Regions from separate parts of the Mus musculus genome. Here region 1 is linked to region 2. A link is a loop called in an ENCODE intact Hi-C map of the cell type or tissue named here. Cell type or tissue: heart. All regions are shown on one strand. Each heading gives the region's core, and the rest is flanking DNA. Links, peaks and the distances in the headings are about the cores only.

Region 1 (5,732 bases), core at 939-4,938, 150 kb after region 2:
CCCCTTCTCTGGCTTCGTTGTGGGCCCTAAATGTACTCCGATCCCTCCCATCCCCTATTTTCTCCATGATCACAGAAGAGGGAACTTCGAGAATGCTGATTGTGTTCCCCTGCACAAAGCTTGGCCACCTCCTCCTCCTCTGAGAAGTTCTCTCTGAGCCTCTGGATTGGAGGCACTCAGTGTTGCATTACAGATGTTCCTCCTCCCCTGCATTACAGATGTTTCCCACTCCCCTGCATAACAGATGTTCCCCCCTCCCCAGTCTGATTCACTCCCAGCTCCTGTGATTCCATTTGCTGTCTGTTTTTGTTTTGTTTTGTTTTTTTTTTTTTTGAAACAGGGTTTCTCTGTGTAGCCCTGGCTGTCCTGGAACTCACTCTGTAGACCAGGTTGGCCTTGAACTCAGAGATCAGCCTGCCTCTGCCTCCCGAGTGCTGAGACAAAGTCTTGCGATGCCACCACCACCTGGTTCGGATCCTTTGATTTTTGAGGTGGAATTCAGAAGCCCACTCAGGGCTGAGTTATGGATATGACGGTGTGAGTGCTCCGTGTGAGTGCTCCCCCAAGCTGAGGGAGCACTGCTCTGTACCTCCCACAGCTCTTATTCCCAGTGCTGACCTATTCACGGCACCAAATTGTCCTTTCTTCTGTGCTTCCCTTAGAGCAGAGCCTGAGTCTGATGCATGCCAACCTATCCACCTTGGTCTCAAGAACACACTGCCTTCAGGGGAGAAGCACATTTGGTCTGAAATGAACTGTGGGGCTTAGGAACAGTAGCCAGAGCCTGCCGAGTGTCAGGAATCCCACTCCAGACATGGACCTTGCCCTAGTCTATCCTCCTCTGAACCAAATGACTTCCTTGAAAATTCACAGGCCACAGAGGGTCCCTAGGAAACACGCTGGCTCGAGGCCAGCTTTGTGCCACTTGAGGCCTCTGTTTTTGCCTCAGCCTAGAGGTGGAGCCCTCCCGGTTGAGCTTTGCTGAGATGGGGTCTTACATTCTAAGAAAAGCAGCCACTAAAGTCAAGTACTTGATAGGTAACGCCCCCCCCCCCCACACCTCTTACAAGGGGCTCCCAGGAGAGGCAAGTCAGCACAAAGCCATGGTAGACTGCTGCAGGCTATGCCAAGCTGGTGACAGAGCTCGGTGGAGGTGTTTGGCATTGTCTCATAGAAGCCCCCCCACCCCAACCCATTTTATGATTCACCCCCAGCTCCTATGGTTTTCAAAGTGGGATGCAGAGTTCGACTCAAGCCTGTGCAATGACCGGGACACAGTGATCGCTCTCCTTCCCTTCAGGCTCTCCTTCCCCTGGTCTTCAGCTTCAGGGTCCCCCAAACAGCAGCCCTTCAATCAGGCCATCTTGGCGGGAGAAATCGTTATTCAGTGCTGACAGAGACTGAGGAGCCAAGGCTGGGCTGAGCTCCAACACCCTTGAGTCCCAAAGGCTCCTTTTCACCCGACAGCCCTGGTATAGCAACCCTGGTATGGAGAAGGCAATTGCAGACAGGGCGCTGCCCCAGGGTGCACTGCGTGTGCATTGAGAACTCGGTGGAAAGCTTGACATACAGGCAGCCCTGTATGGAGAGCATCAGCAAGGGGATTCTAGGACAGCTGCGGACGGGCTGATGGCCATCCAGCACTGGCCAGACGCAACAGTTGGCCCCTGTCACAGTAACAGCACATGTGGAAGCTGCCCATCTGGCAGAGGAAGACTACTCCACCCTGACCCTTGTGTGCAGATGACATGGCCTTCCCAAGGATAGGTCATATCTTCATCCCTGGGGAGAGCCAGAGGGTGGCCTGTCTTCAGACATTTCCTGGGACTCTCCCTCAGAGCCAAGACGAGAGTGAGGTCGTGGAGCACGAGCCTGGGTTATGTTTTACAGAACATCATGAAGTACGGTGCCCTAGAGAAGTAATATTTAATGTGATGTGTTTAAAAACAAAATCAATACAAAAAATCTGCAATGAACAAATATCCCATTTCAAATAAAAAAAGGACCCATTATTGATTTTTCAGTTTGCCCCAGGTTATGGAAACATTATTGAGTCTGTTTAAAATTTGGACATATTTGTTCATAAGAGATTTTTTTTAATGCACTGAAATAGTACTAATCTTCATTACTGTGGTTTCTTTAGTGCTCAGTTGAATTTTATGCCCTGGCCAGTGGGCTCTGGCATCCCCAGCCGTGTTGGGATCACCTCAGGGGTCTGAAAATTTTGTCTGTTCTAGTGCAGCTCTTTGGCTGTTTACTCACCTCACTAAGGGCACAAGGACACTGCAGCATCTCTAGAAGCATTTTTTTTTTTTTTTTGGTTTTTCGAGACAGGGTTTCTCTGTATAGCCCTGGCTGTCCTGGAACTCAGTTTGTAGATCAGGCTGGCCTCGAACTCAGAAATCCACCTGCCTCTGCCTCCCGAGTGCTGGGATTAAAGGCGTGCGCCACCACGCCCGGCTCTAGAAGCATTCTTAAGGCCTCTTGACCCTGAAGGTCCAAGACTCCCATGATCCTTTGCCTCACTTTGTGCACAGGCATAGGGGAAATTTCTAAAAGTGTTAAGAGATTCCCTGGGAGAGGGAGAAGCAAGGGAGCAAGACTTTCCCCACTCGTCCCTAGATGACCCCAGCTAGATCTGCAAAGTACTTAAAACTTGGCTAGTCCTTCCACTATTCTCCCCAAGCCAGAGTCAAAACACAGGCCTACCAGATAGGCCTTTGACCCAGATGGATAATAGTTGGATTCAGGAGGAGAGGCACGCAGGGGCTGCATGGTCCTTGTTAAGCCACCACTGGAAGGCCTTTGATAAGAAACAAACAGGGTCCGCACCAGCAATTCACCAGTGGCCAAAATGTCGAGCCAAGGCGCTCGTGGATTGTACTCACCGCGACCATTCTGGTTGGGTCGGTACACACTACCCACGCTGAGACGGCCCTGCTGGGCGCCGTTCCGCTCCCCACCCTGGGAGGGCGCATCAGAGCTTCGCACGGGCAAGTAAGGTGGCTCCAGCACGCGGAATGGGGGCTGTGGCTCCACCGCACGCGGAGGGACGTAGGCCTCCGGTGGCACATTGGCTGCATAGGGCGGGTACCAGCCGAGGCGAGGATCGCCAGCGCCACCGTAGGTGCCACCGGCCCCCGCGGGGGCCTGCGACACGTCGGTGCTGGGATCAGGGTAGGCCTGCTCGAATCCCGGGGTGCCTTCATTGTACAGGCTGTGCGAGTAACGACGGTCAAGGCCGTCGGAAGGTTGGGGCTGAGGCTGCGGCTGGGGCTGGGGCTGGGGTTGGGGCTGGGGCACATAGGGCCTCTCTGGGGCTGGGTAAAAGCCCTGGGCCGGGTACTCGGGCTGCTCCTCGCCTCCTCCACCTCCGTAGTCCTCGTAACGCGCCCGGGGCTGGAAGGGATAGATGACCCCAGCCGAGGCTACAGCCGCTGCCCCCGCGCCCATGCCGCCGCCCGCACCACGGTAGTACACGTAGCCCTGTTCGTAGGTCCGTGACGCGGGATCGTAGTTCTCATACTGGTTTACGAAGGGCGCCTGCGGATAGGGGAACTGCTGCGGGTAGGAGGATGGCTGGCGATAGGTGGTGGCGAAGGCCGAGGCCGAAACCGAGGAGGAGGCGGAGCCCCCGTGCCGTTGCTGGGAGACGGAGGTGCGGGCCCGAGCCATGCCGGTACTGTCCCCGACGGCCACCTCTCTCCAGTTGTCGGGCACCTGGCCGAAGCCGAACGGGTGCCGCGTTTGGCCGCGCACAGTGTCCGAACCCACGCGTCCGGGCAGGGGCAGGGACGGCGCCTGCCGACGCCGGGGTCCCCCCTGACTGCGCCGCTGCGACGTTTGGGGCGCGCCTGCCAGTAGAACCCTGGAGCTAGTCTCCCCTCGTTGGGGCCCCGCGGGCACGTACTCAGAGCCCGAGTTGAGCAAGCTGTACACCTGCCCGTTGTTCTCCCACTGGATCAGCTGCCGCCAGCGTCCTGGGTCCGAGCCCTGTCCTGGCTGCGCTTGCTGCCCGTGCACCAGGACGCACAGGCAGGCACTCCACACCAGGGTCCTCAGCTGGCTGCCGGCTCCGGCCAGAGCCATAGTGGCCCTTCTGCAGAGGCCGGGTGGGCAGAGAGTGGGCCTCGGTGCGTGCTTCTCTTCCCACGGCCTCGAGGACAGGATGGCTCTTCGCCTGCCCAAGCTCTAGCTTTGTCCATCCTGGCCTTGTCCCGAGCGGGACGGCTCCTCCGATGACAGCATTTCGAGGCCAAGGGGTCAGGGCAGGGCAGGGGCGGTGCCCAGGGCTGCACGAGGCTTTCCGTAGGGCACGGGACGGGCAGGACCTCCTGGGGCCCTTACATGGCCAGCCCCACACTGGCTGGCTGCTCGCTAGGCTGGCGCTTTCCCACTCTGAATGAATAAGCAACAGGCTGAAAGTGTCTGGAGGTTTCAGAAACCTGGTCCGCCTGCTGGGGCCTCCTCCGCGGGGCCCTACGGCCCGCCGGGTTTTAGCTATGTGGCCTGTCCCACAGATCAGTGCTCCCTTAGTCCTGTAGCTTCCAGCCAAGCCACAGACCTGCCTGGGAGGAAGGGAATGAGGTAGGGCGGAGGAGGGGGCCCCTGGGGACTCAGGCCTGGTAAGTGGGGTTTCTGGCAAACATAGCAGGATTAAGATGTGGGCACTACCCTGCTGGTTCCACTCAGTCCTGGACACAGGTTTTTTTTTTTTTTAATTCCACTTTCTTCGTTGACTTCACCTCTTCCTAGGGTTCTTGGGGTGCCTTCTCCCTTCTCCAAAGCTAGTGCTAAGAGACATCCTGGTTGGTGAGACTCCCTGGGGAGATGCCCACCTCTGGCTGGGGCCACCCTGTAATTCTGCATCCTGAAGACATTGGGCGTTTGGTCCTGAGTACAAAGACACTGAACCTTCAGCTCTTCTACCAGGTCTCAGTCTACAGGCTTGGGAACTAGGATAGGTATGTCTCTCTGCTGAAGGGGACTTGGGAGCTCAGGGCAGATGCTGACATCACGTACCCCCCACCCCCTCCAGTGGCTTCTGCCCTGTGCTTCCTGAGTTGATAGCCAGAAATAATCGGAGTCTAAACATGAATAAGAAGAACCCAGCCGGTGGCAGCCTTGGATATGAGATATGCCATTGTGAGGCAAGGGGAACCTTTAACATAAAGCAGAGAGAGGGAGGCCTTGGGAGAGCCGTGGCCTGGGAATCGCATGCTCCTTCCCAACTCTGAGTTAGTGGACACATTGATCACTGGGGGATTATTCCACAGAACTCCATCTGTTCTGGCCGATTCTCTGTTCCCTCCGGGGATGTCAGGGCTAAGAAGAAAGGTAAATTTTAACTTTTACTTGGTACCTAAGAGGTTACCCTCTAAATGCTGTTCTCCAGGCTTCCCCTAGGCTGTCTTCTGTTTGGCCTTGGGAGCTGGAGGGCAAAGATTACCCCCTGAGACTTATAAACAAGACAGGAAGGATCTGTCCTCAATGCTGGATGACTCTGTTTTGTAAACTCCTGGGCCCCGTTTAAGGAGGAAACAGCCAGAATGATGCTCTTTGGGAACCAGGACCCCTCTGCCCTCCATCCTTACCAGGAAGCATCTATCAACCCACCAAACTGTGGGTTTCAGGACTGATACTTCACATATGTGTCTTGGGACACTGGATATCTTCCCCCCCCCCCCCCCCGAGACAGGGTTTCTCTGTAGCCCTGGCTGTCCTGGAACTCA
Region 2 (5,732 bases), core at 1,067-5,066:
ACAAGGACTGGACATGAGCTGCAAGTTGGAGGAGCATGAGGGAGAAAGGAGGCCCCACATGTGGACACTACTATGGGAGAGGGGCTGGCCAGCTGCCAAACTCACAGCTGCTACTCAGACTCAATCTCTTGCCTTCAGTCTGCTGAGCTCAGCAGTCCTAGGGCTCTGGAACGAGGCCAGGCCTTCCCCTGAAGGTCTTCACCCCTATGAGCATACATCCAGTCTTTAAAGGTGGGGAGTAGGGAGACCCCTCTGACCTAGCACAGACAAGGAGTTCTGCAGCATCTCTGCTGGCAGAACTATTTACATCCTCGCTGCTATGACTAACCTCCAACTCTCAGTCCTACCTCAGGTATCTGAAGAGAGAGCCTGGGTGCACTGTGTTTTCCTGTCTCCTTCCTCCTGTCTTCAGTTTCTTCCTTGTGTTCTGTCCCCTGCTTCCCCAACCTTCCTTCAGTCTCCTTCCTTCCTCTTGCCCGATCTGGCCCCAACCATATACATCTCTATTCCTGACACTCTTCTTAGGGCTACAGCCCAGGCCTTCCCACCACCTTACAAACCCTTTACAAAATGCAGAAAGCAATGGTTAAGTTTCTGTCTCCCTCATCCCATGGGCTAGTTTGAAGACAGTAAATCTGCAGCTTGGTACATGTTAAGGCTTAGTAATGAGTCTGGGCTCCCCTTCCATGCCACATATGTCCTCTGGTTCTTGTCCTGTGTTGGCACAACTCTCACATATGGCCATCCCACCCTCTGATAAAGAGTCTTTGATCCCAACAGAATTCTAAGCAGATGAAAGCAGAGCATCAGAAATGCTGTTTGTTTATTTATTTATTTATTTATTTATTTATTTTTCTGCTACCCAGACTGGCTAGCCTCTTCAGAGGAGGAGGGGGAGTAAGTGTCTCAAGAGGCAGGCACATGCTGTGGGGCTTGGGGTGAGAGGAGAGAAAGGCCCAGTGAGGGATGATTTCCATATCTCATCAGAGAGCATCTAAAAACAGGAAAGCTTTTAGCCTGCCCAGCCATGGCCCGTGGTACCTCCTTTCCAGATCCTGTACTGGCCACTCCAGACCCCCTTCTAGCCCAGCCCCAGTGCCCACCTGGATGGCCTCCACAAGCTCTTTACCTCCATGGCTAGAACTCTCAAAGTAGGTCAGGTTAAGACATTGTTGTTGCCCTGTTAGCAGGCTGCCCCTGCTAGGAGCACAGGCAATGCTGTTAGCAGCAACTAGCACTAGAGATGATGAGTTTTGGGATATAGTTCTATCCTAGCTGCTAGTTCTGAGCAGATCTGCAAATTGGAGTAATGAGCGGCCTGGATGAGCTTAGAAAAGGTGATAGGAAAATGTGAAGTCCCCAGGCTAACCTCAGGCCTCACCAATTCCAGACCTCGTGGTGTTAAGACGGAACATTGGCAGGAACGTGATCAGGGGGAGTTAGGAAGGCCCTGGAGCTGCTCTAGCCAACCAGGGCAGGGTGTAGTTAGAAGTAGAAAAAGGAGAGAACAAGCAGGCTTTGGCCTAGCAGAAGTATGCCAGAGAACTGCTGCGCAGGCCTCCCGTCTGCTGCTATTGCAGCTTCTGGGGGCCCAGCACGGCTGAGGTAAATGATAACCACGTTGTCTTCCGGTCCGGATGGCTGTACCTCGTTGTCAACCGTATAGCAGCCCTTGCCCTCCACTGCTTTGCCATGGAACTTGTGCCCCACAGCATCCTCTCCCCCCTCACCTGGGGTGGCCAATGCCACATTTACAGAGCTTTCGGCACTGCCTAGCTCATTGGTGGCCAGGCAGCTATAGGTGCCCTCCTCCAGCTTGCCAAAGTCAGGGATAAGCAGGCTGCCATTGGCAAAGGCCTGGAAGCGTGGCTGCCCACTGGTTGCAAGGGCACCAGGCAGGGCACGTCCATCAGTGCCTACATTAGGACTGGCGATCTCCACCGTGCCGCCCGGGGTGTGAATGTGCCAATGGAGCTGGGGGACTGGCTGTCCATCCACGTCACAGTGGAGTGCCAGCACGAAGCCAGGCCGTAGCTCTGCTCCATCTTGGCTGGGCTGGTAGCTTAGTTGCACTGAGGGAGCTGAGCAGGGCAGGGGTGGCAGGCGGCCTAGTGGGATACCCTTCAGGACGTGGGGTGTAGTACAGGCAATGTTGTCCTGTTCTGGAATAGACACCGCTGAGGCCAGGGCCCATGTCTTGAACCACACGATGCCACAGGTGCAGTCGAAAGGGTTGTCATTGATCTGCAAGTGGGACAGCGCGGTGAGCGGTGCGAAGGTGCCCTCGGCCAACGCGTGCAGGCGGTTGTGGTTGAGCTGCAGGGAACGCAGGGCGCTGAGGCTGCTAAAGGCGTCCCGAGGGATGAAGGCTAACTCGTTGCTGTCCATCTTGAGCAGCTGCAGAGCGCTGAGGTTGTGCAGGTCGCTCCAGGCAAACTCAGAGAGGAGGTTGTGGCTGAGGTCCAGACTCTTGAGATGGCTCAGAGGGGCCAGAGCACCAATAGCCACCGAGCGGATCTCATTGTGTGCCAGCCACAGCGACTGCAATAGGGGCACTTCCCTGAAGGCTCCCTCCGGCAGGCCTGGCAGCCTGTTGGCTGACAGGCTCAGTGTGGTCACATTGGCCGGGAAGCCCGGTGGCACACCCTCTAGGTCACGATAGGCACAGTCTGCAATCTGGAAGCCATACTTCTCCCCACAGTCACAGGGCTCTGGACAAGCTCGCACCAGGTTCAGGAGAACAGCCCAACAAAGCAGGCACAGTGCCCGCATGGTACGTCCTACGGGGAAGGGCATGCCACCCGGGTGAGCCTAGGATTCATAGAAAGGAGTTGTCCCTCCTCAGATCCCTGCCCAAACTCTCCCCGTTAGAAGGCCCTGTTCCACATAACCCAGCCAGAATCCAATACCACCTAACCCACCACCCTCACCCCAACAGGAGAAGAAACCGAGGCCCAGAGGAGGGCTGGGACTTGCCAAGGTCGTGTGTGCAGTCAGTCAGGATGAAGACAAGATGGAAGTGGACCCCAGCTTCTCCTTTGCACACAGCTCTTTCTGCCTTGGCCTGTTCCTAGCTGACTTTATGACTTGAAATCTGTTTTCCAGCCACCCCCTTCCCCCCGCACTGCACAGAACCTCCCTTCTGCCCTCCCACATCCTGGCTACAGCTCCTCCCACTAGAGCCCCCCATAGGTATGTTTTGCTTCCCTGGTCCAGACAAGGCCCCTTGTGCAATGCACACACACACCCTCCACCCCTCCCACTCTGTGGCCTGTTCTGTTCAAACTATCCCAGGCAGCTGCCTAAATAAACCAGCTAGGACCTCTCAGCTAAGGCAGGGGGGCCAGAGGCTCAGCTCAAATGCAGCTGGAAATTCTGGGGTTGAGATTGTCCAAGCAGATGCTCTGAGCAGGAGCCTGTTCCAAGTCCCTCAAACCCAGAGGGATGTGCTAAAAACACACCCCTAGCTTCCTCGCTCCCAGCCACGGGGGCCCCTTCTTTCCTGACTTACCTCCAAACTGTTCTTCTGAAGTCAAGCTTAACAGCTTTTAAGATGGAACCAAAGCATCTAAGGACTGGATTGCTCGCAAGTCCACAGGACCAGGACTGCTGGAGGAGGGGTCTGGCTGGTTTGCACACCCGGCTCAGGGTGCACGGGACAGCTCTAAGCAGGGCTGCGGGGGAAGGCTCTGTGCTGCTAGACTCCTTTCAACAAAATGAAACTGAGTTTCAGCAACAGGGACTCTGCTTCATAGCTGACACTAGAAACTGGACAGGGAAAGAGGCCAAATTTGGGGTTGTTCATGTGTTCTCTCTCTCTCTCTCTCTCTCCCTCTCTCTCTCTCTCTCTCTCTCTCCCTCATCTCTGAAGTTCCAACTTCTTAAAGTCACAGCACTATCTGTGTAGGACCCAAGAAAAGATGAGGCCAGAAAGTTGGGTTGTTTTTGTTTTTTTGGCTTTTTTTTTAAATAGGGGAAGGGTGAGAAACTGGATTTCATGGAAAGTGGGAAATTTCTAACCTCGCTTCCAACAAGAAAAAAAAAAAAAAGCAGCCCCTTCTTCCTGCCTGGCTGTGTTGGTGTTTGTGTGTGCTGTTGTGTGTGCACTGTGGGCTTGGTGGTAGTGGGGAGTGGATGGATGTCACTGTGTGTGGATAAGTCTGTATATTAGAGATATGCAGTAGGAGATGTGTGTGTCTGTGTGGGACTGTGTGATGGTGGTTTGTATTTGGACATGAATTAGTCTTTTCGTGAGTATGTATTCCTGTGTGTCTCTCTTAATGTCTGTCTGTCTGTCTGTCTGTCTGTCTGTCTGTCTGTCTCTCTCTCTCTCTCTCTCTGTGTGTGTGTGTGTGTGTGCTGGGGCTTCTTGTTGGAAAACTGTAAGGACCAAAGTGTAGGGAATAGCCACCAAGCTCTAACCCCTGGTCGAGAAGCCAAAGTGTTAAGCTTTTTTTTTTTTTTTTTTAAGTAAATATATCCTGAAGTCTGAGGCTGTTGGGCAGGGAGCTCCCAAGGCAGCAGCCCAGCCCCACACTGAGTGGGCTGTATGTGCAGGCAAGATGACAGAGATGACAGCATGCCTGACAGAGAGCAGAAATCAGCCTTGGCAGAGGTGTCACTGGCTGGGGATTCTGAACACCCTGGCTTGCAGACAAAGAGGTTCCACGGTCCAGGACCCAGCACTCAGAGCAAGGCTTCGGGGCCTCATCTCAGGAACAGTCCCTGTGGCTCAGTCCCCTTGGTGTTGAAGTCCTGTAACATGCTAGACAGTATGGTGAGCGTTGCTACTTCTGGAATCTACCATCCCACACTATGTGAAAGGGGCAGCTACATCCTGTGGGGCGGATGTGAGACCTTTCTCTCAAGCATAAAGGACCATGGGTAGGAATGGATCGAGGAAAAGGTTCAAGTCAAAGGAGCTGGAGGAGAACTGAAAGACACCTCCTAGCATGGACCCCTCTGCCCTCCACAGACTATACCTGTCTGTCTCCCCCCTCCTTGCCCTCGCCCATGCTTCCTCTTCTTGTCTGCTAACCTGATAGACTCTGCTTGCCCTCTCGGTGAAGCCAAGGGGAAGTGGGTATTGTCATCGGTGAGAAGTGTATGAGGAGCCCCACCACGGTTCCTTACCTCCCCTGCTTGTCATGAAGCTGTTGAAGACCCCAGAGTGTTGCTTGCAGACACCAAGTCTGAAGCTAGGGAAGTTATTATAGATTCCTTTAGGTGTGCCCTTCTTGCCTCTCCTGCCCCAGGAAGCCTTTTCTTCTACCTTGCTTACTGTGTGGGAGAGTTTGGATAAGCAGAGCCTGGAGGCTTACACACATTCAGATTCAACAAAGCAGGGGGGATCTGACCCCAGGGTTTGTCAGGGGCAACTCACTTGTGACTAGGGCCTCACTAGGTTTCTCAGAACACAGACACACACACTCACTCACTACACAAAGCCCATACCATCAGCCCTACCTGAAGGGCCCTCCAAGGAGCTCAAAGTCCCCACTCTCCCCTACTTCTCTAAAGTTCACCCAAGGACAGATCAGCCTCAGTCCCTACCCCTTCTGCTGTGACTGTTTCCTTCTGGCACAGATGATACCAACCAAGTGGCGCACACCTTTATTCTTGGCACTTGGGAGGCAGAGGCAGGCAGACCTCTGGGAGCTCCAGATCAGCCTGGTCTACAGAGTTCCAGGACAGCCAGGGCTGTGTAGAGAGATTCTGTCTCAAAAACAAAA

Evidence for each region. Peaks named below come from ENCODE experiments on the same cell type or tissue, not always from the same donor. Only the 100,000 strongest peaks of a DNase experiment are listed, where the experiment ranks them.
Region 1: it touches region 2 in a loop (3-fold over the local background); 1 of 42 quality-filtered maps calls a loop at or near these places.

What each region holds. Positions count from the first base shown.
Region 1 is chr9:58,308,798-58,314,529 of GRCm38, forward strand. Loxl1 (lysyl oxidase-like 1) reads right to left here and starts at 4,415. Exons shown (of 7, transcript NM_010729.3): 1 at 2,889-4,415. The coding sequence starts at 4,089. In heart, for the core only: a CTCF peak has its summit at 2,975; DNase peaks (open chromatin) are centred at 1,664, 2,824, 3,594 and 4,374; H3K4me3 peaks cover 2,513 bases; H3K27ac peaks cover 3,166 bases; H3K27me3 peaks cover 499 bases.
Region 2 is chr9:58,155,451-58,161,182 of GRCm38, forward strand. Islr (immunoglobulin superfamily containing leucine-rich repeat) reads right to left here and starts at 3,104. Exons shown (of 2, transcript NM_001195431.1): 1 at 2,977-3,104; 2 at 814-2,780. The coding sequence starts at 2,772. The coding sequence ends at 1,486. In heart, for the core only: no CTCF peak of the experiment used is centred there; DNase peaks (open chromatin) are centred at 2,581, 3,281, 3,671, 4,581 and 1 weaker place; H3K4me3 peaks cover 867 bases; H3K27ac peaks cover 2,991 bases; H3K27me3 peaks cover 513 bases.